Regions from separate parts of the Mus musculus genome. Here regions 1 and 2 are each linked to region 3. The links are chromatin loops, found by intact Hi-C in ENCODE. Cell type or tissue: left cerebral cortex. All regions are shown on one strand.

Region 1 (8,000 bases), 89 kb before region 3:
GCTGGGTATCGTAGCCTGATAGTGTTCTCTTAGTGTCTGTATAACATCTGTTCAGGCTCTTCTGGCTTTCATAGTCTGTATAACATCTGTTCAGGCTCTTCTGGCTTTCATAGTCTCTGGTAAGAAGTCTTGTGTAATTCTAATAGGCCTAGCTTTATATGTTACTTGACCTTTTTCCCTTGCTGCTTTTAATATTCTATCTTTATTTAGTGCATTTGTTGTTCTGATTATTTTGTGTCAGGAGGAATTTCTTTTCTGGTCCAGTCTATTTGGAGTTCTGTAGGCTTCTTATATGTTCATGGTCATCTCTTTCTTTAGGTTTGGGATGTTTTCTTCTATAATTTTGTTGAAGATATTTGCTGGCCCTTTAAGTTGAAAAATCTTCATTCTCATCTATACCTATTATCTGTAGGTTTGTTCTTCTCATTGTGTCCTGGATTTCCTGGATGTTTTGAGGTAGGATCTTTTTGCATTTTGCATTTTGCATTTTCTTTGATTGTTGTGTCCATGTTTTCTATGGAATCTTCTGCACCTGAGATTCTCTCTTCCATCTCTTGTATTCTGTTGCTGATGCTTGCATCTATGGTTCCTGATTTCTTTCCTAGGGTTTCTATCTCCAGAGTTGTCTCACTTTGGGTTTTCTTTATTGTGTCTACTTCCCTTTTTATGTCTTGGATGGTTTTGTTCAATTCATCTCCTGTTTGGTTGTGTTTTCCTGTAATTCTTTAAGGGATTTTTGTGTTTCCTCTTTAAAGACTTCTACCTCTTTGGCAGCGTTCTACTGTATTTTTTAAGTGAGTTATTAATGCCCTTCTTAAAGTCTTCTGCCAGCATCATGAGATATGATTTTAAATCTGAATCTTGCTTTTCGGGTGTGTTGGGGTATCCAGAACTGGCTGAGGTGGGAGTGCTGGGTTCTGATGATGGTGAGTGGTCTTGGATTTTGTTAGTAAATTTCTTATGTTTGCCTTTTGCCATCTGATAATCTCTGACATTAGTTGTTATAGTTGTGTCTGGCTGGATCTTGTTCCTCCTGTGATTCTGTTAGCCTCTTTCAGTAGTCCTGGGAGTCCAGCTCTCTCCTGATTCTCAGAGGTCAGAGTACTCTCTGCAGGCAAGCTCTCTTGCGGGGAAGGTGCACAGAGGTCTGGTGTTCAGACCTGCCTCCTGGCTGAAGATGAAGGCCCAAAACAGGGTCTGTCCCAGAAGCTGTGTTGCTTCTGCAGTCAGCTCGGTCACCCTCCGCAGTCCATGCACTCACCTGTGCAGATTCTCGGCCTACAGGTTACAATAATTCTCTTAAAGTTTTTACTTGTTTTATTTATTTATTTTTTTAGACGAATTAACTCCCAGGGATTTATATTCTATAAATACATTAAATACATATTCTGCCCCAAAATTATATTCTCAGCCCCTACTAAATGAAGTTTAATGTCTATAGCATTCCTATGTATCAAAGTCTGGACTGACATTTGACAGACACTGGGTAAAGTAGGCAGCATGGCTAGGCAAGTTAAACAACATAAGAAGGGATTATAAATTTTGGAAAATTAAGTAGTAACATCTATGTAAACCCAACACATGGTAGCAGGTCACTCAGCGATTGACCTTATACCCTAAGATTTTGAGTAAATATGACTTATAATTTACACTTATGTTTTAAAATACTGGGAGCCATGAATTATCTTTGGCTATAATTCAGTGTTGGCATCTGTGTCCGATTCTTTCTCAGTCATGTTATGGGAACCTTCTCTAGTGAGCCTCATGTGTCCCTGGAAACTGTAGCAATGCATGCTTATACTGGATACATGTTTATAAGTGGCCGAGATTTTATTTGAAGCTCACCTTCTGCTCTTGAGAAACAATAAAGAACTTTGTGGATACAGTCACTAAAACTTTCATGCATGTTTTCATGACCTGTGGCCCCAGCAACTTGGAATGTGCAGTAAGTTGAGGAGCCATTTAATGTTGTCTTGCAGAGTGCTTACACCAGGGTTAGAAAAGGCAATTTAAGAATCTGGCTTCTGTGTGCGTCTTTTTCTCCCTAGCATAAAATCCAGCCTTAAAGAGGACTTCATTGTTTCAATTTCAAGGTCCTTCTGTAAGCGGAGAAAACTGGCAGGCAAGCTAATCGTTGCCTTTCTAAGATTTATTAGGAGTCCAAGAGGGCTCAGTACACTAGAAAGGTAACTGTGCTATCCCATAGCACTCAAGACTGATTTAGTTTCATGTCAATTTGGGACCTGCAAGCACATTATGAGCTGTAGTGTTATGAATTGCTCTTTGGAGCAGCTGACCTCACAGGTGGGGTAGTCAGAGGGTGGAAGAGCAGGGAAGGTGAAGACCCATGATCACTACACCCAGCACATACATTTCTCTGAGGCACTTGAGTACTCATCTGTCCCTAATTTCACCCACAAAGTCCCATTCCTTTCCCTATGATTCTTTTCTACCTAAAATATCTTTTCACCCCAGAATTAGAAACTGGATTATAATACTACAGTGCATGGAGCTTTTTGTTATGAGGGTTACATGACATTTGCTCATGTGAAACTCAAAATAAATTAAGGAAAGCTTAGTCACATCTCCTCTCACAGTAGCATTCCTGGTGGAAATGTTTAATCAAATTGATGTTACTAATACAGCAATGCTAAAACAGAAGCACTAGGTTCTTAAAAGAGCAAGACAAGTGGTCTACTGTCCTAGCAGTGATTGGGTCATGCCTCACAAGGAACAAGTGCCATGTGATGTTTTTGAAGGGAAAACACACACTCAATATCAAAATCCACCTCCTCAAAGCCAATGTATTCCATGACATCAGAGCTTCATCTATGAGGGTGGGGAAAGCCCATTATTCTCTTTTGTCTTTGGAAATCATATTGGATCAAGCATGTATGGGCAATCTGAGGACAGCCATACCTTGGTGATGTAGGATAGTTATGGTGGTTCATGGTGGCTCATGCCTCAAGATGCAAAACTAAGATGAATTCTTTAAAAAAAAGGAAATAGTTTAAGGGATGGCAAGATTGCTCAGTGGATAGATACACTTTCCACACAATCCTGATAAACTTAGTTTGGTCCCAGAACCCATGTAAAGGTAGAAGGAGAAATCTATTCCACAGAATTGTCCTCTGCCCCATCTACACACATTATGAACATATACACATAAAAGAACAATAAAAAGCTTGGATATAAATCGTATGCAATAAATGGAATAAATTTAAAAGCAAAATAGCAAAATGATAATTTAATATATATAGTCCTCCAAGTATAATTCTATATTTGATGTATATCTTCTACTATTTGTTGCATTCATTGCAATGCATGGTTTATTACTGACCTACATTCAGGTGTAGGCTTAGATTTTACAAAACCTACTTTAATAAGAGATCTCAAATGTTAACTGCCTCTTCTAGCTCATTTTCCAAAAGGTAGGAGAGAAAAGATGGCAAATAGGATGGGGGAGGGGTATGAGCCTGTATGGATGTAGATCTTTGGAGCTATTCTAATCTCCGTTTGTCAAGATACCAGCAGTCCAGTTCAATAGAGTCAGGATAATAAACATGAATAAGTAGCAGAGGCATGATCCAACAGAAACTCCTAGGCCTCTCGCCATCAACATAAATCATCAGGAATGACCAGGATTAGCTGGGACACTAGGAAAAGTTCTCTGTTCTTTCTCTCTCAAGGAATTGACAATCAGTGAAGGTGCAAGACCATTGATGCATTGCAAGGCTACCTATGCAAATGCTGAGTCACTGTCCTTTGTGTCCTATGTATATGTTCTACCAACATCACATATCCTCCCATAGCTAACACCAGAGATAACCAGATGGCTACAGACGAGGGCAACAGAAACCAAAGCTACTTGGCATCATCAGAACCCAGTTCTCCCACCACACTCTGGGTACTCCAACACCAGAAAATCAAGATTCTGATTTAAAATCACATCTCATGATGATGATAGAGGACTTTCAGAAGGACATAAATAAGTCTCTAAAAGAAATACAGAACACAGATAAACAGCTACAAGCTCTTAAGGAGGAAACACAAAAATCCTTTAAAGAATTATAGGAAAACACAAACAAACAGGCAAAGGAATTGAATAAAACTATCCAGGAACTAAAAATGGAAATAGAAACAATAAAGAAACCACAAAGGGAGACAACCCTGGAAATAGAAAACATAGGAAAGAGATCAGGAGTCATAGATGCAAGCATCACCAACAGAATTCAAGGGATAGAAGAGTGAATTATTTTAGACTTGGTCCCATTTCCAAGATATCTTATTGCATTTGTGCAAATGTTCAAAAATTTAGAAAAATCTGAAAGCAGAATTATTTGTGATCTCAAGTATTTAAGGGAAAAAAAAAACCTCCCAAAAACAGCAATTTGGAAAAATAAGTGTGAGAACATTCAGATACAATTACTCAATTAATGAACTGAAATAGCTGCAATCTATAAATAAAGGAAACAAATCCTCATTATAAGAAAGTTCAGTAACAGAAGAGAGTCAGTCACTGGAACAAATCTATAAAATAAACTACGGTTTTAGCTGTCAGTTTACTGTAATATGATTCCATAGATCAGGCAGCTTAGCTACATTTGTCTCTCACAATTCCAAAAGTGGACAATCCAAGCTAAAGATGCTGGTGGATTAAGTGTGGGTGAGCATCCTTCCCCAGCTTCCAGAGGGCTGACATTTTGTGATGTCTTTACAAGGCTGGAAGGGCAAGGAAAACAGGGGAATGGGAAGGAGAGAACAGAAGGGCTTGGAAGGGAGCAGAGAATGGGAGAGGAAGAGAGGGAAACAAAGATGGAGGAAGTAAAGAAGAGAAATGAGGGATGAGAGAGAGAAAGAAGGAGGCAGAAAAAGAGACCGAAGAAAAGGATGGGGAAAGAAAACAGGTAGATGCTACTGTTTCTTGATCCTCTGATATGGACACTAGCTAACCTCAACATGGAAGCACCATCCCCACAACCTCATCTAAATCCATCTACCTCCCCAGGCCATAGAAAATGCTAACTAGCTACTCCAAAGAAATAAAATAAACCATCCGAATCATTTCCGCACATTCATCATCTCTGTGGGTACTTTTCGCTAAATAAACATTTGAAATTCTTATTATTACTCAATGTTCCTTCCTCTTGGTCAGATTTATTAGTTACTCCTTATTAATTAAAGTTGCCTAATTTTGCTTAATAATGATGGCCTCCTCATTCACACGAGCTATATTTATTCATCTTCTGCTTCCAAGCTAATTAAGAAACATCTCTATGTTGAGTATAAGTCAATTCGACAATTCTCATACTTTCTGTTCACAAACAAAACATCCTTTCAAACAAATTGCAACCTGCTAGCAAGATTTCCAAGGAGGTGAGTGACAGAGAGCCTCCTTAAGGTTTCTAATGCTCTCTGTGATAAAGATCAGCTCCTGGGGAACGCTTTATTTGTATGTTTTGTGTTAGTTGGTTTGTGTTGTTTGTTGTTGTTGTTCTGAATCAGAGCTTCTCTGTGTAGCCCTAGATGTTCTGTAAACCATTGTCTTAGTCAGGGTTTCTATTCCTGCACAAACATCATGACCAAGAAGCAAGTTGAGGAGGAAAGGGTCTATTCAGCTTATACATCCATATTGCTGTTCATCACCAAGGAAGTCAGGACTGGAACTCAGGAGGTCAGAAAGCAGTAGCTGATGAAGAGGCCATGAAGGGATGTTACTTACTGGCTTGCTTCGCCTGGCTTGCTCAGCCTGCTCTCTTATAGAACCAAGACTACCACCCCAGAGATGGTCCCACCCACAAGGGGCCTTTCCCCTTGATCACTAATTGAGAAAATGCCTTATGGCTGGATCTCATGGAGGCATTTCCCCAACTGAAGCTCCTTTCTCTGCAATAACTCCAGCCTGTTTCAAGTTGACACAAAACTAGCCAGTACAACCACTTTATAGTCCAGGCTGGCTTCGAACTCAGAGATCCACTTGTCTCTGCCTGGAATGAAAACTATGTGCTACCATACCCAGATAACCCTTTGTCTTTACACCACCTACCTTGTTGTAGGAGACTGTAAGGGGCGTGGGCATGAGGCACAGAACCAGCTCTACCCACAAAGAGCTGATCAGAAGGTTGATGGCTACAGTCCCTTGATTTCCATGACTTGGCATTTGAGAGAGAGAGAACTGTCACAGTATATGTATGTGTGAACTGTCATGGGGCAGTGATGGGGAAGATGGGCAGGCAGTAAGGAGGCAGGAGAGCCTAAAGAAGACTCCTGACCTTCTTGGTCAATTTCAATCTCTTCTCTTTCTTACACTTGGTCAGTCTATACTCTAAGAATTCACCAGTTTTTCATGTAAAAAACAAACAAACAAGCAAATGCTTGTCTGTCCAGATGAGATAAGAACCTCCAGATCTCCACACAAGCTTGCTCACAAATGTGAGCTTTAGAGAGTCACGGAAGAGCACACTTAAAATGTCGCATTTTATAAACTTGCCCCATGTCCAAAGATATGGCTGGATTTATTTGTAAAATTAAAATTATTCTCAGAGAGGGCTAGTTCACTGCTCCCAAGGAAGCCGAAACCAATTTGGAATTTAAACGATGTGAAAGTGATGAATATATTTTTGGAGAATATCCTATGCATTCCAGAGGAAGCAATGAGAACATGGACCTTCTTGGATGTCTCAGGTCTGTGTAGGTTCTATCTAAGTTCAGTTTGGCAGCAAAAGATCCAATACAGAACAAGGCTTTAGGTCGATTTTAGCAATTCTGTTATCAGGTCAAGAAGGGAAAGCTGCTGGAAGTCACATGGAGGCATAGAGGGTCCTTTGCTCTCTGTATCCTCTAACACTGAGAACATAGAACTTGCTTCTCCCCAATCCTCACTCACACTGCAATCATCTTATCCGTGTCTCATTTCACTTGGAGAAGCACCTCCTGGAGGAGATGAATTCAAAGTGGCCAATAAAACAAACCTGAAGCCTCCTCCGTGAGGCGGCAAGCCCAGGCCTTTCTGCTGTGCTTGCCCATATATCAACACAATTGAGTCTGTCTCCAGTCCTGAAGGTACTTCCTGGGTTTCCCCGCTAATCTACTCCTGCAGTGCCTGACTTTAATGTTCTGACTTTCCTCAGAGTAAAAATGATTTGGTGTCTCACTCTGTATACGATGAAATTCAAAAGGATCAATTAAACCAGCCATATTTCCATGGGGGGTGCTGTTCCCCACACAGCTTAAGCTGTCTTCTCATAGTTTATGATGTCAGCAGGAGCTCCTGATTGAAATATAGCATAAAGTCCTAGCCTAGCCCACCCCCTTGCTGGCCCTCTGTCTGCAGTATATATTATTCTTGTGCTGTTCTGAGACAGCTGTGTGAATTAATGAACTGATGTGAGAATCAGAGTTGGCCTGGAGCCCCATTTAAAAGTCATGTCAATGACCTCATAAAAACAGCAAAGAATGCTTAGTAAAAATAAATCCATTTCTTAAGAGCTTGGGATGCCCGCATTGTTCAGAACATATAGAATACAAAATGATTATTTTATAAGAACGAAAATTTCCCATGAAAAAAGACATTTAGCCAACCCAGACAACTATAAACTGTAATTGGTTTTTCACAGTACGTAGCAGTTTGCTCTCTAGGGAGTGTAGAATATCAATCTTGCACCTGTACTTTAACTCCAGAGTTATAGTATTTCAACCATTGAACATTTTTCATTAAAGCACTTCATATAGAATTAGTCTAATCTGATTTTAACAAAAGTATTCTCTGTTTGCTTTTCCACACTGCATTAGTGCAGATAATGTTAAAACTGGGAAGACTGCACTTTTGGTCCCTGGTAAAAACAAAAGGGTGGCCTGGTTCCACTCACTTCAAAGATGGTCCTCAGTAAGCTGGCCGTTCTTTTGAAACAAGAACAGCCATTTGTAAACCAACTTTTAGACCCCAAAGAAGCAAGACACATAATAAGCTCTCGTGAAGGCTCTTTGATTGGTGAGAAAGA
Region 2 (8,000 bases), 110 kb before region 3:
CAGGGCATATCCAAACCCTGATCCTTAGATCATCAGGAATAGATCAATTCCCTCTGCCCTGGGTCTGCCTGTCCCTGTAGGGCACATGTAGCCTGGAAGAAGTCAAGTTTATCCAGGCTAAACTTCTTCTTCCCTTATGAGGTCATTCCATCAGCACCTAGAATTCCTCCTTACTTTAATGAGGCATCCACAGCACTCTGGCTGTCACCAATGCCTTTATTCACCCATGAAATGTTTAAATGGCCTTTGTTTCCTCTATTAAAATGAGCTGTCTCCCTAAAGCTGCCTCCTTTTCACTGCCTTCACTACTCTGCCCCCTGAGGTCACTGAATCCCCTAGACTGCTTCATCCCCCTATACTCCCCACACCCACCTTCCCCTACTTCCATTTCTGTTTCTTTTCATTACAGCCTCAAGGTTCACAGACACTACATGCTGACTCAACAAAGGACTCATAAAACATAAAAGGGATGGCAAAGTATGGTTATACCTCAGAAGTAGAACACTTGCTTCACATGTAAATTCCAGTCCCAGCACCACAGACAAAACTCCATAGAGCTGTTTCCTGAGCACGTCCACCTTTCAATCAGTGGACTAGTAAAGATCACCTGCTCATGGTGATTGGGCATCTGTTACCTAGTCTATCAAAGACCTGGCTAGAGCACAAGGGTGGTGCAGAGTGAGTTGGCTCTCCACTTGAGCAAGAACATCCATTTCCTGTCCTGAAACATTGGCCCCCTGTACGTAGGGCTTCAGACTCAAACCACAGCATACTTACAAGCATCCTTCCTTGTTCTCAGTCCTTTGGTCTGGAGGGGAACCACTTTCCTAGTTCTGTCAGGACTCTATGAACAGCAGATCTGAGGTTTTAGTCTCTGCAATCACATGAGCTAATACCTCACGCTATGCTGTGATTTGTTCTATGGATCTCTGCATTGCTCTTGGTTATGTTTTCCGGAAGAACCCTAATCTAGGAAGAAAATATTGGACAATGCCTGTCTCTATTGTGCGCTGCTGTGATAACACCACAGATAGAACACTTCCGAGTATATGTTCCTGGGGTTCTTTTTTTTTTTTTTTTTTTTTTTTTTGCTGCTTGATCAATATGTTTATTGTCTTTATGAAAAAATCTTCATAGAAAACTGCTTTAGCTTTCAGCAGCCCTTTCCTGAGCTCTGAGGAAGCTTGCCTTCTTTTGAGCAACCCGGTCTTTCTTCTGGGCAAGAGACATTTTGGGACGATTCCACCTTTTCTTCTTCACTTCTCTCTTGGGCTTCTTCTCATAGACTGGATTCTCTCGGATAGCAGCATGAGCTTTCTTATACATCTCCTCCATCTTGTCTGGAGTTACATTGTTCTTGATGTACTGAGAGAACTGTTTCTTATACGCATCTTCATCTTCCTCCATTAGGTAGCACATGTAGTCTGCCACATTTTGACCCATGATGTGCTTCCGATGTACCTCTGCATTGAACACCTTGCTTTCAGAGTCATAACCAGGGAATCGTTTAGTACTATGAGGGATAGACAAGCCTCCATCCACAGCTCCCTTCAGGGCCCCAAAAACTTTATTGCCAGTTGTAGTTCGGGCAAGACCTGCATCCAGATAGCAAGTGAAGGCACCAGGCTGACCGTCAATGCTTTCCACATTGTATTCACCTCCATTCACCTCCACTTGGCCTTCATAGATCTTGTCCATGCCAAACCTATTCAGAAGCCTGCGGGCCAGCAGCAGGCCAGTGCAATAGGCTGCAGCATAATTTGTCAGGCCAACTTTCACACCATATTTTGGAAGTTCATGTGCATATGCTGCACAGACGATCATATCCCCTTCTATACGGGCATATGCAATCTGGCAGATGATATCTCTGTTAGTTACACGAACTATCATCCTATATTTGGGTGTGTTGTACTTATTCTTGTCCTGGATCACCAATCGTTTTCGAGCATAGTAGTCAGTTTTACCCTCTCGCCGCCTTTGAAATCTCACTTGGTATCTTTTAAAGTAGGCCTTATTCTTGATAACTTTCACAAACCCCATCCTGCGGAATAGAGACCCGCAACCGCGGCTCCACGCAGACCTGCAGAGTCGGCCGTGCTACGGGGGAAAAAAGCCGTTCCTGGGGTTCTAATTACAAGTTCATTGCCAAGATTCCAAGACTTAAGAAGGTTCTGCTTATTACATCATGGCACAGTGAGAGGGTGGAAGGTGAGCAAGAGGACAGGAAGGTGCCGAGAACATCTTTTTACAGCATCAATGATCCCTCTCGGAAGGGCTGAGCACCCATGGTTTAATCTTCTCCTTAATATTCTACCTCTTAGTGATATTACAAAGAAAACTAAATTTCAACATGCGTTTTAGAGGGAGAAAACACTCATATCAAAATAAATGCAAATGTTGTCTTTAGGAAGAGTAAGACTGATTTCTAAGGAGCTAAAACATCGAGGAAGTCTGAGGAGGTTAATTGAACAGAACAAGAGATTTTCCTGATCGAATAAATCTGTTAACAACAGAAAAGGTCTTTCTACCAAGTGTTGGATTTTTTTTCTCCTTTTGTATCCAAAAAATAGAAGAGGATTCAATCTTCAGCCCTGCAAAGATCCAGAAGTATGGTAACAAGTACAACTCTCTTTTCTCCAACAAGGTATTGGATGATTGAATGTCTCCTACCTTAGTTTCACTTCTGTGGGGTTATCATGCAGTTCTCAAAATGTGTGTGTGTGTGTGCATATATATGCATATATATATAGAGAGAGAGTGAGAGAATCAGAAGATCAGAAACGATATCAATGCAGATTACTTATATTAATTGTTATGAGAAAATTATTTTCTTTTGTTCATTTCTGGAAACTTTCAACATAGTATTCTATTGATGTTTATGTCTAGTATGTTCACCAATATAACTGTAATAGAATATGAGGAACTCAGTAATAGAAAAGTTTGAAATATAGTTCATTTCTTAATGACTTGAGATGAATAGTTCAGTACCATTTAGGCAGATATAAAAATAGAATTAAGTAAGCTTTCTAAGCTCCTTCAGAATATGCCTTTCTGTTTGTCTCTGTCTCAGTCTCAGTCTCTGTCTCTCTGTCTCAGTCTGTGTCTCTGTGTGTGTGTCTCTCTCTGTGTCTGTCTCTGTCTCTGTCTCTGTCTCTGTCTCTCTCTCTCTCTGCCTCTGTGTGTGTGTGTTATAGCACCATGGGGCATGTGGAAACCAGAGGAAAGCCTCAGGTGTCAGTCTTGTTTGAGACAGGATCCCTTGTTGTTCTGGTACATAGTGTATCCCAGGCTCACTGGCCAGCAGCTTGTAGAGACATTTCCACCTCTGCCTCCCATCTTGCTGTAGGCATGCTGGATGCTGGAATTACATGTGCATTCTGTTGTAGGCTCATGTGGGCTCTGAACAACTGAACTCAGGTTCCTGTACTTTCACAGCGAGTACTCTACCTACTGAGCCATTTACCTCTCTGAAAGAAGGTCAAACATTTTTAATATATTACAAAATTGTTCTCAGTTTGGAATCTTATTTAAGCAAATGTTTAATTTTCAGTTACAAAAAAGTGAAGCAGTATTTTCTTTATATATATATTTTTTATTAGGTATTTTCCTCATTTACATTTCCAATGCTATCCCAAAAGTCCCCTATACCCTCCCCGCCCCCACTCCCCTACCCACCCACTCCCACTTTTTGGCCCTGGCGTTCCCCTGTACTGGGCATATAAAGTTTGCAAATCCAATGGGCCTCTCTTTCCAGTGATGGCCGACTAGGTCATCTTTTGATACATATGCAGCTAGAATCAAGAGCTCCGGGGTACTGGTTAGTTCATAATGTTGTTCCACCTATAGGGTTGCAGATCCCTTTAGCTCCTTGGGTACTTTCTCTAGCTCCTCCATTGGGGGCCCTGTGATCCATTCAATAGCTGACTGTGAGCATCCACTTCTGTGTTGGCTAGGCCCCGGCATAGTCTCACAAGAGACAGCTATATCTGGGTCCTTTCAGCAAAATCTTGCTAGTGTGTGCAATGGTGTCAGCGTTTGGAAGCTGATTATGGGATGGATCCCTGGATATGGCAGTCTCTAGATGGTCCATCCTTTCGTCACAGCTCCAAACTTTGTCTCTGTAACTCCTTCCATGGGTGTTTTGTTCCCAATTCTAAGAAGGGGCAAAGTGTCCACACTTTGATCTTCGTTCTTCTTGAGTTTCAGAAGCAGTATTTTCTTAATTATTTCTTTAATTTGTTTGTGAATTATAAACATATTGATCGGCAGCTCATGCACTCAGTCTTATGAGACTGTGGTATCTGAAGGCAAAGGTCATGAACCAGGCTGGTACTGGTGACAACAGCCAGAGAACACAAAAGGAGAATAACTGAAGGGCCTGAGCTACACATTGTGCCTGATTTAGTATAAATCATGTACTTCAAGAGTGCAAACTTCATGATATACCACTCAACATTTCAGAAAGGTGGGTCATAGGTTCCATTTTAATCCAGATGTGCGGGTCTGGAAAATGAGTTGAAAGATGAAATAATTTAGAAAACTCCATTTGGTTACCACTAGGTGGCAGTGTTGATAATAATTATTTGGATATGAGCGCTGGATGGCATTTTTAACCTTATCACAGATGCATATGGAATATTATTATTCTAGATACAGAAGAAAAGTCACCAATCCATTTTTGCTGGGTTTTGTGTGTGTGTGTGTGTGTGTTGATTTAGCTGATGTCTTAGACTGAGTCATGACAGTTGTCTCAGATCCACTGTCTCATAGAACCTCAAATATGACTAAGATAATGATATCTATATTATTTCTTTCACCCAACTTAAGACAGTTTTTAGCATTTTCCTATCAAGTGTCTATTTTGCAGTTTAAATTCTGAGTGTCACCAATGGTCAAATTGGATTCTATCCTGTGGCTCCTTCAGGAATAACCTCACCTACCCAAGGAAAGGTCTAGTGGGAGGAAGTTGCTCTTATGGGGATCCTAGGCCCTGGGCTCCCTCCTCTTACTCCTCTTTGTTTTGACCACCAGGAAGCAAGGGCTCCTCTGCCAAGCACTCTTCAGGGGTTCCGTTCCTTCTCTTGCAGCCCTGAAGCAACAGGGCCAGCTGGTCATGGACTGGAGTCTCTGAAGCTATTCGCCAAGATAAGCTTTTATCTCAAGCAACAGAGAAGCAACTAACAAAGATCTGTAGTCAGTTTCATACACAAAATCTCAGGAAGCTCCAAATTGGCCTTCATAGCATATATATATATATATATATATATATATATATATATATATATATATATATTGAGAATTTTGTACAGCATATTTTGATCATCTCTGTCCCTTCCACCACCCTGCCGCCAAGTCCTCTGAAATACACCAATTTTTCCTACTCCCCTCTACTTCCTGTCCTCTTTTTTAAAGAAGACACTGTCTGGTAGAATTATTTCATTCCTCCTTCTCTATATAAACATTCATATTTCCTCCCATTTCTAAATGACATCTTCTATATAGAACTCTCCAAACTTAGGTTATCTTCCTGTGCTCTGTAATATATATATATAGGTCTGTGTATAAATGGCTTTTGAAAGACTTGAAAGCAGCAATGTAAAAATGTTGTGCCTAAAAAATCCAGAGAGAAGAGTGAGCAGTCATTTGTCTCATCAAGATGGAATATAGCACACAGGAATCAAAAGAAACAACACACAGGGGCTTGGAATGGCTGAGTTGATAGGGTTGTCTAGCATGTGTGAGGGCCTCGGTTCAAATACCAACACTGTAATCCTCCTATCTAAGAGGTGGAGACAGGAGAATTAGATAGTTAAATAGATAGTCTGAGCTAGAGATCCTAGAGGAAGAGAAGGAGGAGGAAAAGGAGGAGAAGGAGGAGGAGGAAGAAGAGGAGGTTCCCTAGTATGGACCATCTCTGCTGCTGACCAGTTTTTAAATTCAACATTCTATATCCAAGCTGATGTTTGTGTTGGCTGTTGCAAGACTTGATAGCAGTCTTCTTGGGAGGGAACTTTGCAGGATGGAAGTGTCTGACTCTTTTCTGTAACATCCATGTGTGGCCCATAGAATATATGTCCTTGGTTCCACCTGTGATTATACTGCCTGCTCTATACTCTGCCCTTTAGGACTTCAGAAGTCTATTTGAAAGCAGCATTTTCTTTATTTACATTTCAAATGTTATCCCATTTCCAGGTCTCCCATCCAGAAGCACCCTATCCCATCCCCCTCCCCTGCCTCTATGAGGGTTCTCCCCTACCCACCCACTCACTCCCACCTTCCCGCCTTGGCAATCCCTTACACTGGGGCATCAAACCCCCTCAGGCCCAAGGACTGCTCCTCCCACTGATCTCCAACAAGGCCATCCTTTGCCACATATTCGGCCTGAGCCGTGGGTCCCTCTATGTGGTCTCTTTGGTTGGTGATCCAGTCCCCTGGAGTTCTGAGGAGTCTGGCCAGTTGACACTGTTGTTACCTGGACGGGGTTGCAAACTCCCTTAACTTCTTCAGTCCCTTCTCCAACTCCTCCATCAGGGACCCCATGCTCAGTCCAATGGTTGGGTGTGAGCATCTGCCTCTGTATTTTTCAGGCCCTGGCAGAGCCTCTCAGGAGAAAGCCATATCAGGCTCCTGTCAGCAAGCATTTCAGCATCTGCAATAGCATCTGGGTTTGGAGACTGTTTATGAGATGGATTCCCAGGTGGGGCAGTCTCTGGATGGCCTTTTCCTCAGTTTCTGCTGCATACTTTGTCTCCATATTTCTTCCTGTGAGTATTTTGTCCCACCTTCTAAGAAGCACTGAAGCATCCACACTTTGGTCTTCCTTCTTCTTGAGCTTCATATGGTCTGTGGATTGTATCTTGGGTATTCCCAGATTTGGGGCTAATATTTACTTATCAGTGAGTGCATACCATGTGTGTTCTTTTGTGACTTGGTTATCTCACTCAGGATGATATTTTCAATTTGCCTGCGAATTTCATGAATTCATTGTTTGTATTAGTTGAATAGTACTCCATTGTGTCAATGTACCTCATTTTCTGTATCCATTTCTCTGTTGAGGGGCATCTGGGTTCTTTCCAGCTTCTGGCCAGTATAAATATGGCTGCTATGAACATGTGTCCTTATTACTTGCTGGAGCATCTTCTGGGTATATGTCCAGGAGTGGTATAGCTGGTCCAATTTTCTGAGGAATCACTGGTTTCCAAAGTGGTTGTACCAACTTGCAATCCCACCAGCAATGGAGGAGTGTTCCTCTTTCTCCACATCCTTGGCAGGATCTGCTGTCACCTGAATTTTTGAACTTCGCAGTTGTGGCTGGTGTGAGGTGGAATCTCAGGTTCGTCTTGATTTGTATTTCCCTGGTGACTAAGGATGTTGATCATTTCTTTAGGTGCTTTCTGGCCATTTGAGTTTCCTCAGTTGAGAATTCTCTGTTTAGCTCTGTTCCCCATTTTTAATAGGGTTATTTGGTAGTCTAACTTCTTGAGTTCTTTGTATATATTGGATTTTAGCCCTCTATCTGATGTAGGATTGGTAAAGATCTTTTCCCAATCTATTGGTTGCTGTTTTCTCTTATTGACAGTGTCCTTTGCCTTACAGAAGTTTTGCAATTTTATGAAGTTCCATCTGTCGATTCTTGATCTTAGAGCATAAGCCATTGCTCAGGAAAATTTCCCCTGTGCCCATGTGTTCGCGGCTTTTCTCCACTTTCTCTTCTATTAGATTCGGTGTATCTGGTTTTATGTGGAGCTCCTTGATCCACTTGGAAAAAGCAGCACTTTCTCAGTCAAGAGTTAAAAGTGGATTGTAACAAAGGGGTTGAGGAAATTCTACTTGTATCTAAGAAGCCTGGTGCTAAACATCCATCTGTATTTGTGGCTCAGCAATGATGCCAATAGCTCCAAAGCTGACACAACTGGAGAAGAGAGAGACAGCCTTTGGGACTGATGGGAGTATGTGATACCATGCAAGGGTGATAACTGAATCACAGAAATAGAAACTGT
Region 3 (8,000 bases):
TAGTATGTGGTATGTGCATGTGTGTGTGTGAAGCATGGTGTGGTGTGTTTGTGTGTGTGTGTGTGTGTGTGCGCGCGCGCGCGCGTGCACGCGGTGTGTTTCTATGCTTCTCTGTAATTCCCTACCAGAAGTGTTTGCTTGCCCTTGGAGCTGCAGAGTTACTTATGGTTAGGTGCAGGTGCTGAGATGCAAGAAAAGTGAGACCAATGTTACTTCTTTCTACTGTGCACTGCCTCTCAGGTGTTTCCTTCAGAATGTGCCCTTCCAGGAGCCAGGAGTCAGCTTGACAAATGCCTTGCCACAGCAAGCTGGAGGCTCAGCTCCTGGCTGCATAGTGAATCCCAACCTTAGTCATACAGAAGAAATATAAGTTTTATCAAAAATTCAAATAATTCTTAAGTTTTCAACAACAACCTTATAATTAAAAGGGTGACATTTGCTGATTGTATTTTACTTCCAATCGTGTACCATGCTTGGTATGTTGATGAAGCATTTTCCATTTTTTCATTCATTTACATCTTCAATATTCAATGTATTGGACACGGACCTGGACTACTTGAAGCTACTCTGCAAACACTCAGTAGTAACCAGTGCGGTGTCTTTTACGTAGCCCGCGAATGCTCTTAAATTTTCATTTTTTTCTAGATCAAGGTACAGTCGTCGAAATGTATGTGAAATTCTTCCATCCAATGGGACAGAACAGGATAGAAAGAGGCTATGGACAGAAGCATCTCTAAGACTCATATAGGAAGAGGACCGCCCACCTAGATACATTCCCCATAAGAGTTTAGTCTGCAACTGCATACTGTATGGTTTTCATTTGGCCACAGAGAATAGAGGAGTCCCACCCATCCCCACCCATCCCCACCCATCTCCAGTGGTTTATACCAAGGACTTGCTGCAGAGCAGGATGGGAGGTGACAATGACTGTGTCTGTGTTTTCTGTACATGTCACCCCAGCTACAGCTCCCTTAAAAGCTCTGCATTTTAAATATTCTGTAACATAAGGGCTTCTTGGTACTCTACCCCACAAAGTTGCCCTCCTGTACACTCCAATATTTTTTAATCATGACATCAAGTCATTGAGGGACTTATTCACCCCCCCCCTTTATGTCCAGTTTGGAAAGTAAGTAAGAATTGAAGAAGTGCTTCTGTTTTGTAGTGGGGGGAGGGGCTGGAGTGGGGAGAAAGTTTCCAATGAAGTCCCATGTGCCTTTCTATCAGTGAGAGCCCTTATGGGAGAGGTGGAAACTGTTTTGGGATGGGATAGTAAACCTTAAACATCTTAGTGCTAGTTAGAGCCCAGAGCAAGCCCTGATCCTGGGGGGGGGGGGGTGGGGGGGGCCGCAAGCATTTCCTTCTAAATAGACAAGGTTCTAGAGGAATAATAGAAGTTAGCACTACGTGACCTTCTGCGACAATTCTTACACAGGCAGCTGCTCCCAAGCTTCCTTTCTCATCACAAAAAGTTAACAAGGGCTGGGGGCATAGTTCAGTGCTAAAGCATTTGTCTGATACATGCAAGGCCTAGGTTCTAGGTCCAGAATTACATACGCATAATATTCTCTCTCTCTCTCTCTCTCTCTCTCTCTCTCTCTCTCTCTCTCTCCTCTCACACATACATGTTATAAATAAATAGTTTCTATTTCAAAATTATATATATGTATATATACATATATATATATATGCATATATGTGTATGTATATTTTTCAATAGCTGAGTATAGTGATGTGTCCTGGCAACCCTCACACTTGGGATGGTGAGACAGAAAGACTGTCCTACCTGTATCCAGCCTGGAATATGTAAAAGGCACTAAGTCAACCAGGGATATATAGCAAGACTTTGACTGAAAAACATTAATAAGTGAAAGGAAATTACCAAAAGTAGGCAGCAAGAAAACAAGAATGAGGAAATATAATAAAACATATTAATGTTATTTTATAATTTAGTATCAATTGCCCTCACCACTGCACAGTTAAAAGAAATATGGTTGAAAACATCAAGACTGACTATAAGTGATAGACCATAGTATGTGGCTTTTACAAGTCTATAATTTTTAAATTATAGGCAAGGAGAATTGACTTCAGAGTGCTTTATTAATGGAAAAATAAAGACATTACCGTTCACCTACAATATGCGGTTACATCAAAACAGTGGGAAAATATAGGCACTCAAGAAAGCTGCGCTGTGCTGTGCTCTCTGGGCTTTCAGGATGCTTCGAGGAGAAGGAAAGTCAAGCACTGCCAATGTGTGAAGAGGAACAAATGCTGGATACTGCAACACAGCCCAAGCTGCAGCTGCTCACTACTATGGAACGCAGAGGTGGTCCACTCATCTCCCTCTCACATCTGAGGCCAGAAGAAGGCAAAAGGACAAAGTCACAGCCAGACTAGAAATAAAATGCTCACAAAAATGAAAGAGAAAGGAGAGTAGGATTCGTAAAGGTGTGCAGAGAGGTTTCTTTCCCAAGAGCTGGGTAGTCAGTCGGTAGTCAGTCGCAGTGAAGGGACAGGACAGAAGGGAAGCCTGGGAGGAGAGGAGAAGGAGGGTTCTCCGGAGGATACAAGGAGGAGAAAGCAGCCTTAATCCTCAGCGCTGAGGTTGGGCAGTTTGGGGAACTGTTTAGAGAAATGCCGCATACCCCCACCATTAATCTTTCCTAAGGAAAAGCTTTGTTCTGCACCTGTATAAACAACCCAGATTTTTAAAACCTATATGCCTGCCCCTAATGTGTGAGAGTATGTATTTATAGTGATAGCTTCAAGTCATCTATATGTAACACCTCTGCCTTCCATCTTTCTGCCTGCACCCCCATCTCCACCCCGCCCCCTTTTGCCTGGCCAGGCTTGCCTACAGTCAAGTTTAAGCAATCCAAAAACAAAACAAAACAAAAAAAACAAAACAAAACAAAAACAAAACAAAACCCAACTCTCTGCCAAATACAGCTGCGTTTCCCCAACCCAGAAAATCTGAGAGCAAAGGACTTTTTTACTCAAATTGTCTCACGATGAGAACCTCTCTTACCCTACCCCCAACCAAAGACAAAAGGTACAAGAAAACTTCAGGAACGGTAGCAAGTAGGGGTGGTTGTACACAATACCCCTAAGTGGGAGGTATCGCCTTGAGACAAGGTGGAGGGAAGCCTGAAGGGCCGAATCAACCCCTGCCAGCCACCTGCTATGATACTTCAGGCTCAGGGCTCAGCTATTTGTTCTGCTGTAAAGACTAGAATTTGCTAGGCAGCTTCTGCATCCGCGTATCTGCTTGACCCACTCTCATCTGGAACCTGTGAGAGGAGAAGTACAAGAAGACAACAGAGTGGAACAGAAAAGAAACTCAGCTTCCTTCTGCTCAGCCAAGGCAGTCAAACCCCAACCCTTTAAGGGCACCAATTCCTCCGTCTGGAGCACAGCGGGAGTCCCGGCTGACACCTGTCTGTTTGTTAACAAAGCCCCTCAGCTTGAGCACACTTGGCCTGCCTTCCACCTTGTTTTGTCTGCTCTGGGGTTGGGGAAGGCAAGGTGTTTTGTTGTGACTTGAAATGCAGCACAATTCTAGGGGCTGCTTGGTAGTCCTTTGGGTTTTGGTTGTTATTGGTCTTTCTTTGCTTTGCTTTTCCCCTTTCCTTTCTCTTTAATTTTGGCAAGGCAACTGTGCTGACATACTATTCTGCATCCAAGAACTTGCTCTCAAAGCGTTGGGTCTGAGTCCAAACCTTAATCACGCGGAGGAAATCTTACAACAGTGGAAAATAACATCTCTTGATGTGTAGGTTAGGAGGCTTGTGGCTACTGAAATGCTACAAACACACAGATTCCTGATCCCACTTATTTGCTCTCCCAGTGATTTTGCAAGATGGACATCATAACATGTAAGTTTCAGAAATTGCTTGAAGATGAAACAAGACAAAGTAGAAAAAAAGCGCTGCCATGTGAACTATAAAAGCGGGGGCGGAGGGGGGATGGGGGTCAAGAGATGGGTCATTGGAGCTGCTCCTTAGTTTTTGCTCTTTCTCTGTACTCGTTCTATGAAGCCTTGGATAAGCAAACACACATCTTGAGTAATGAACTTGAATGACAGGTCCCCAGGAACACACTGGGAGACAAGCCGCACTGGGCATGCTCAGATTCTTCAGTTCCCACTAAGACCAGCTGCAGGTGAAAATGGAATGAGTAGGAACAAGGTCTTTTCTTTTTGTTCCCAAATCTCACTTACCTCGCACAGATACTCTGAGGGTCAGTCGTGGGCGTAGAGGCCTAAGTCTTTGCTTTGCGCGCAAACATTCCTTGCCCCCGCCCCGCTAACCGCAGGGTTCAGGGGGGAAAAAACGATCCCCACCCCTTCCACGCCCCTGCCCCACCTCTTGTCCCCCTTTCAAGCCCCCTCTACTTTGCCGAGGGGGAGGGGGGTGGCTTTTCCCTAAGAGTACAGATAAATAGTCCTGTCAAAAGGCTCAGCTCGCGGCTGTACTTTTGGATCCGGAGTCAAGTTCAGCAGAGCCCTGGGCTACAGGGTCAGCAGCAGATCGCGCCCACTCCAGGCGCCCAGCTCACAGGGGAGCCTCAGTGCGGAGGCAAGCCCTGGTCTCTGGTCCTCCCCTGGGCTCTCCCACACCCCATCCTCTGTCAGAGAGAAGAAGCCAGAGAAAGCGAGACTGGCCGGGGAGGAGAAAGGCGCGCGCGCGTGGGCGCCGGGGAATAGGCGATGTCCACCGGCTCGGTGAGTGACCCCGAAGACTCGGAGATGAGGGGGCTGCAGAGGGTCTACCCGGCCCCGGCCTCCAAGAGGCCGCCCCTGCTCCGCATGGAGCGCGGTTACGGCTCGCCCAGCGACATTTCTTCTGCGGAAGAGGAGGACGGTGAAGAGGAGCCCGGCTCCCTGGGAGCCGCGGGAGGATGCAAGAGGAAGCGGCTCCGTGGGGCTGACGCTGGCGGCGCAGGTGGCCGCGCAGGCGGTGCGGGGAAGAAGCCGCTCCCGCCTAAGGGCTCGGCCGCAGAGTGCAAGCAGTCGCAGCGGAATGCGGCCAACGCCCGCGAACGCGCCCGGATGCGCGTGCTGAGCAAAGCCTTCTCCAGACTGAAGACCAGCCTGCCCTGGGTGCCGCCCGACACCAAGCTTTCCAAACTGGACACGCTGCGCCTGGCTTCCAGCTACATCGCGCACCTGCGCCAGCTGCTGCAGGAGGACCGCTACGAGGACAGCTATGTGCACCCTGTGAACCTGGTAGGGATGCTGCGCTCGAGGCCGGGGGACAGCAGCCCAGAGCGCTACCCGGGCCCAGGGCTGGCTCGGCCCCAGACGAAGAGCCAAGAGGGGAGGTTTCTGGAACCAGTGGTAAGGAATCTGGTTCAGTGACCTCCGAATCAAGGCAAGAGGAGCCAGCCATTTGCTGGGAGAAAATCATCCAGCCATCTGAAAATGTCCTGGTCCTTTGCCTGGCGACTGCTATCTGTTAACACCCTACTTCTGGGATAAAGTGTGGCTTCCCACTTGGGAGTATTTCTAAGTTTTTAGGCCAAGTTGGAAAAACAAAACAAACCAACCAACCAAACAAACAAAAACTCAGTTGCCCAACTTTTTCCAGACAACAACCTAGCAGGGTTGAATCGCCAGTGCTGCTTTCTTTAAAGGGGGAAGGGGGAGATTGGGAGAACCTAACTTTTTTAAATAAACGTTTGAGTGGTTTAAACAAAAGAAAACACTAATGCAACATAGTTTTCCTGGACGCGACTGTCCGGAAAGTCCCTGTCTAACCTGCCAGCTCCATGAGCTTGGGAAAGATCTCATCCAAACCTATTTAAAAAGGAATGCAGCGTGTGTGTGTGTGTGTGTGTGTGTGTGTGTGTGTGTGTGTGTGTGAGGGAGGGGGACATTAAATCACAGAATTCTAAACTCTCGCCCTTTTCACAGAAAAATCATGTGGGCAACCCATGAGGAAAGCATGAAGGTACGCTGTCGCTCTCAAATAATCAGTAACCAGTAGGATTAAAAATCTAATCAAAGGACAAGACACACACATTTCCAGAACGCTAATAAAAGCGAGGGACCGCCGGGATTCCCTTGGGAAAGTGGTTTCATTTTGTGATCGTTTCTCCTCCGTAACTGATGCTCATTTCAATTTTTTCAGACGTGGCCATTCGTGGTCTCTGGACGCCCAGACTCTGACAGCAAAGACGTTTCTGCAGCCAACAGGCTTTGTGGAACTTCCGCTTAGAGGGACAGGGCAGTTAGATGGATTGTGGTAAACGCAAAGGACTGGGCCAAGGAAGTCCCACTGGATTCTGGACCTTCTCCTTTCCCTGGGCCTGTGAACAAGACAGGAGACAAGTGTGGTTTGCCCTCCTGGAGCGCAGGTGGCCATGGGTGCCCCAAATCAGTGCAAACTTCTGTAACCAAAGAAAGCCCAGTTTCAGGGGAAGAATACGTGGACCAGGTAAAAACCTAGGGCTTTAGCTCTGATCACAACCCCCTGCCTGCTATCTGAGTCCAGTGCAGAAACGGGTTGGTTTTGAAGCTAATCTTGATTGCCTTGTGGTTGATGGCAAGGTCCTGCACAGCCAGGTCCTTCTGTGACCGTGGATGAGAGCTGTTTCCCAGCACTAGAAAGAAGGCCGGCATTAGAGCTCTTCGGGGGCCTGTCACTAAGGGCAGTGTTGCTACAGACAGTGGCATACTCTTCCTGGGCAGGACATGTTGAGGTGGAGACATTAACTCCAGGTGCTGGTTTTGCTCGAAATCTCTGCAGACTGGGGTTCATTTCCTGAGTTCCCTCCTCTGTTTAATCAGTGTTGGGTCTCCATTCAGTGAGTGCAGCTTGTTTATGGGGTCTCAGCTCCTTCCCACCCACACTGTCCCCTATTTGGGGACATGTGCTTCACCCCTCTAATTGTCTCACCCTGCCACAGCATAGCCTTCTGTGGGGTTCCTGGTCTTTCAGGGATGTACTATTCTTCCTGGTCCAAGGACTGTGTGTGGTGGGTGGCTGGGGCTAGGGCTGGTCTCTATTATACTGGTTTCTACCCAGTACATGGTGCTTAGTGGTCCTGGCAATGCTGCACTATCATGGTAACTAACATATGTAAATAAATTTATTTTTTATGGACAAAACATGCATTGTAAAAGTTCTTCCTAAGGCCGTTAGGTGTGGAAATCAACTATAAATATGTAGGACTTTCCTCTCTCAGTTGGCTGTCATTATGTAGGAAGGATGGCAATGTTTAGTCAGATTTCCAATATCTCTTTCTCATCACCACTCCGTATACAGACATATATGAGAAGCTCGCTATGTAAGCGCAGCCGCCACTGAATTCACAATCCTCTTCATGCTGCCCCGTTAGTGCTGGGATTACCAGCGTGGTTGCCAGAATGAGCCACCATATCAAATCAAAATACTCCGTGTTTCTGATCTTTCCAGAGTCGCCCCTGGAAAGCAAGAACTAGAAGTCTGGTAAAGGTGAAACAATTGGAGGTTAGGGTTGCCTAGGGGTTGGGGGTGGGATACAAACACATCTAAAATAAATATAGTAGTTAATTAATAATTTTCAATCCTCATTACTCTGCCTCTATGTGTTTCTGTGTTCGTTTCTCTCTGTCTTTCGTTCTCTCTCTTTCTCTCTCTCTCTCTCTCTCTCTCTCACTCTCTCTCTCTCTCTCTCTCTCACACACACACACACACACACACACACACACACACACACACACACACATACCTTCTCCAGCCTGACCCATACCCTACTATTTACAAGGGTAAGTCCTCCATCCCCACACTCTGGAGTCCACAGCTCTTAGATCTGGCCGGTAGAATAAAGCTATAGGAATTCTATCTATATTGTACTCTGCCCCTCCCTGCCCCGAAACTGCTGTTCAATCCCACCACCACAATTTTGGCATCATGTCCTGTTTTGTTTTTTTTTTTTTTTTTTGTTTTGTTTTGTTTTTCCAAGAGCTACAAGGTCTGTATTCTTTGTCAGCAGACACTCTGAAAACAAAACCCATTTTT

Evidence for each region. A loop is a pair of places that touch in the nucleus more often than their neighbours do. Peaks named below come from ENCODE experiments on the same cell type or tissue, not always from the same donor. Only the 100,000 strongest peaks of a DNase experiment are listed, where the experiment ranks them.
Region 1: a loop joins it to region 3, with 2.3 times the contacts of the local background. A loop is called at or near these places in 3 of 42 quality-filtered maps.
Region 2: a loop joins it to region 3, with 4 times the contacts of the local background. A loop is called at or near these places in 27 of 42 quality-filtered maps.

The regions. Positions count from the first base shown.
Region 1 is chr1:14,841,869-14,849,868 of GRCm38, reverse strand. No RefSeq gene overlaps it. Among named protein-coding and RNA genes, the nearest start is that of Trpa1, 73 kb to the left of the region's middle. In left cerebral cortex, no CTCF peak of the experiment used is centred here; no DNase peak of the experiment used is centred here.
Region 2 is chr1:14,859,112-14,867,111 of GRCm38, reverse strand. It overlaps the pseudogene Rpl5-ps1. Among named protein-coding and RNA genes, the nearest start is that of Trpa1, 56 kb to the left of the region's middle. In left cerebral cortex, a CTCF peak has its summit at 4,550 (motif pointing right); no DNase peak of the experiment used is centred here.
Region 3 is chr1:14,752,454-14,760,453 of GRCm38, reverse strand. It overlaps Msc (musculin), which reads left to right and starts at 4,488. Exons shown (of 2, transcript NM_010827.2): 1 at 4,488-5,224; 2 at 6,129-7,108. The coding sequence starts at 4,706. The coding sequence ends at 6,215. Gm9947 (a long non-coding RNA gene) reads right to left here and starts at 4,467. Exons shown (of 4, transcript XR_003947744.1): 1 at 4,217-4,467. In left cerebral cortex, no CTCF peak of the experiment used is centred here; DNase peaks (open chromatin) are centred at 3,768, 4,150, 4,642, 4,977 and 1 more place; H3K4me3 peaks cover 2,374 bases; H3K27ac peaks cover 1,225 bases.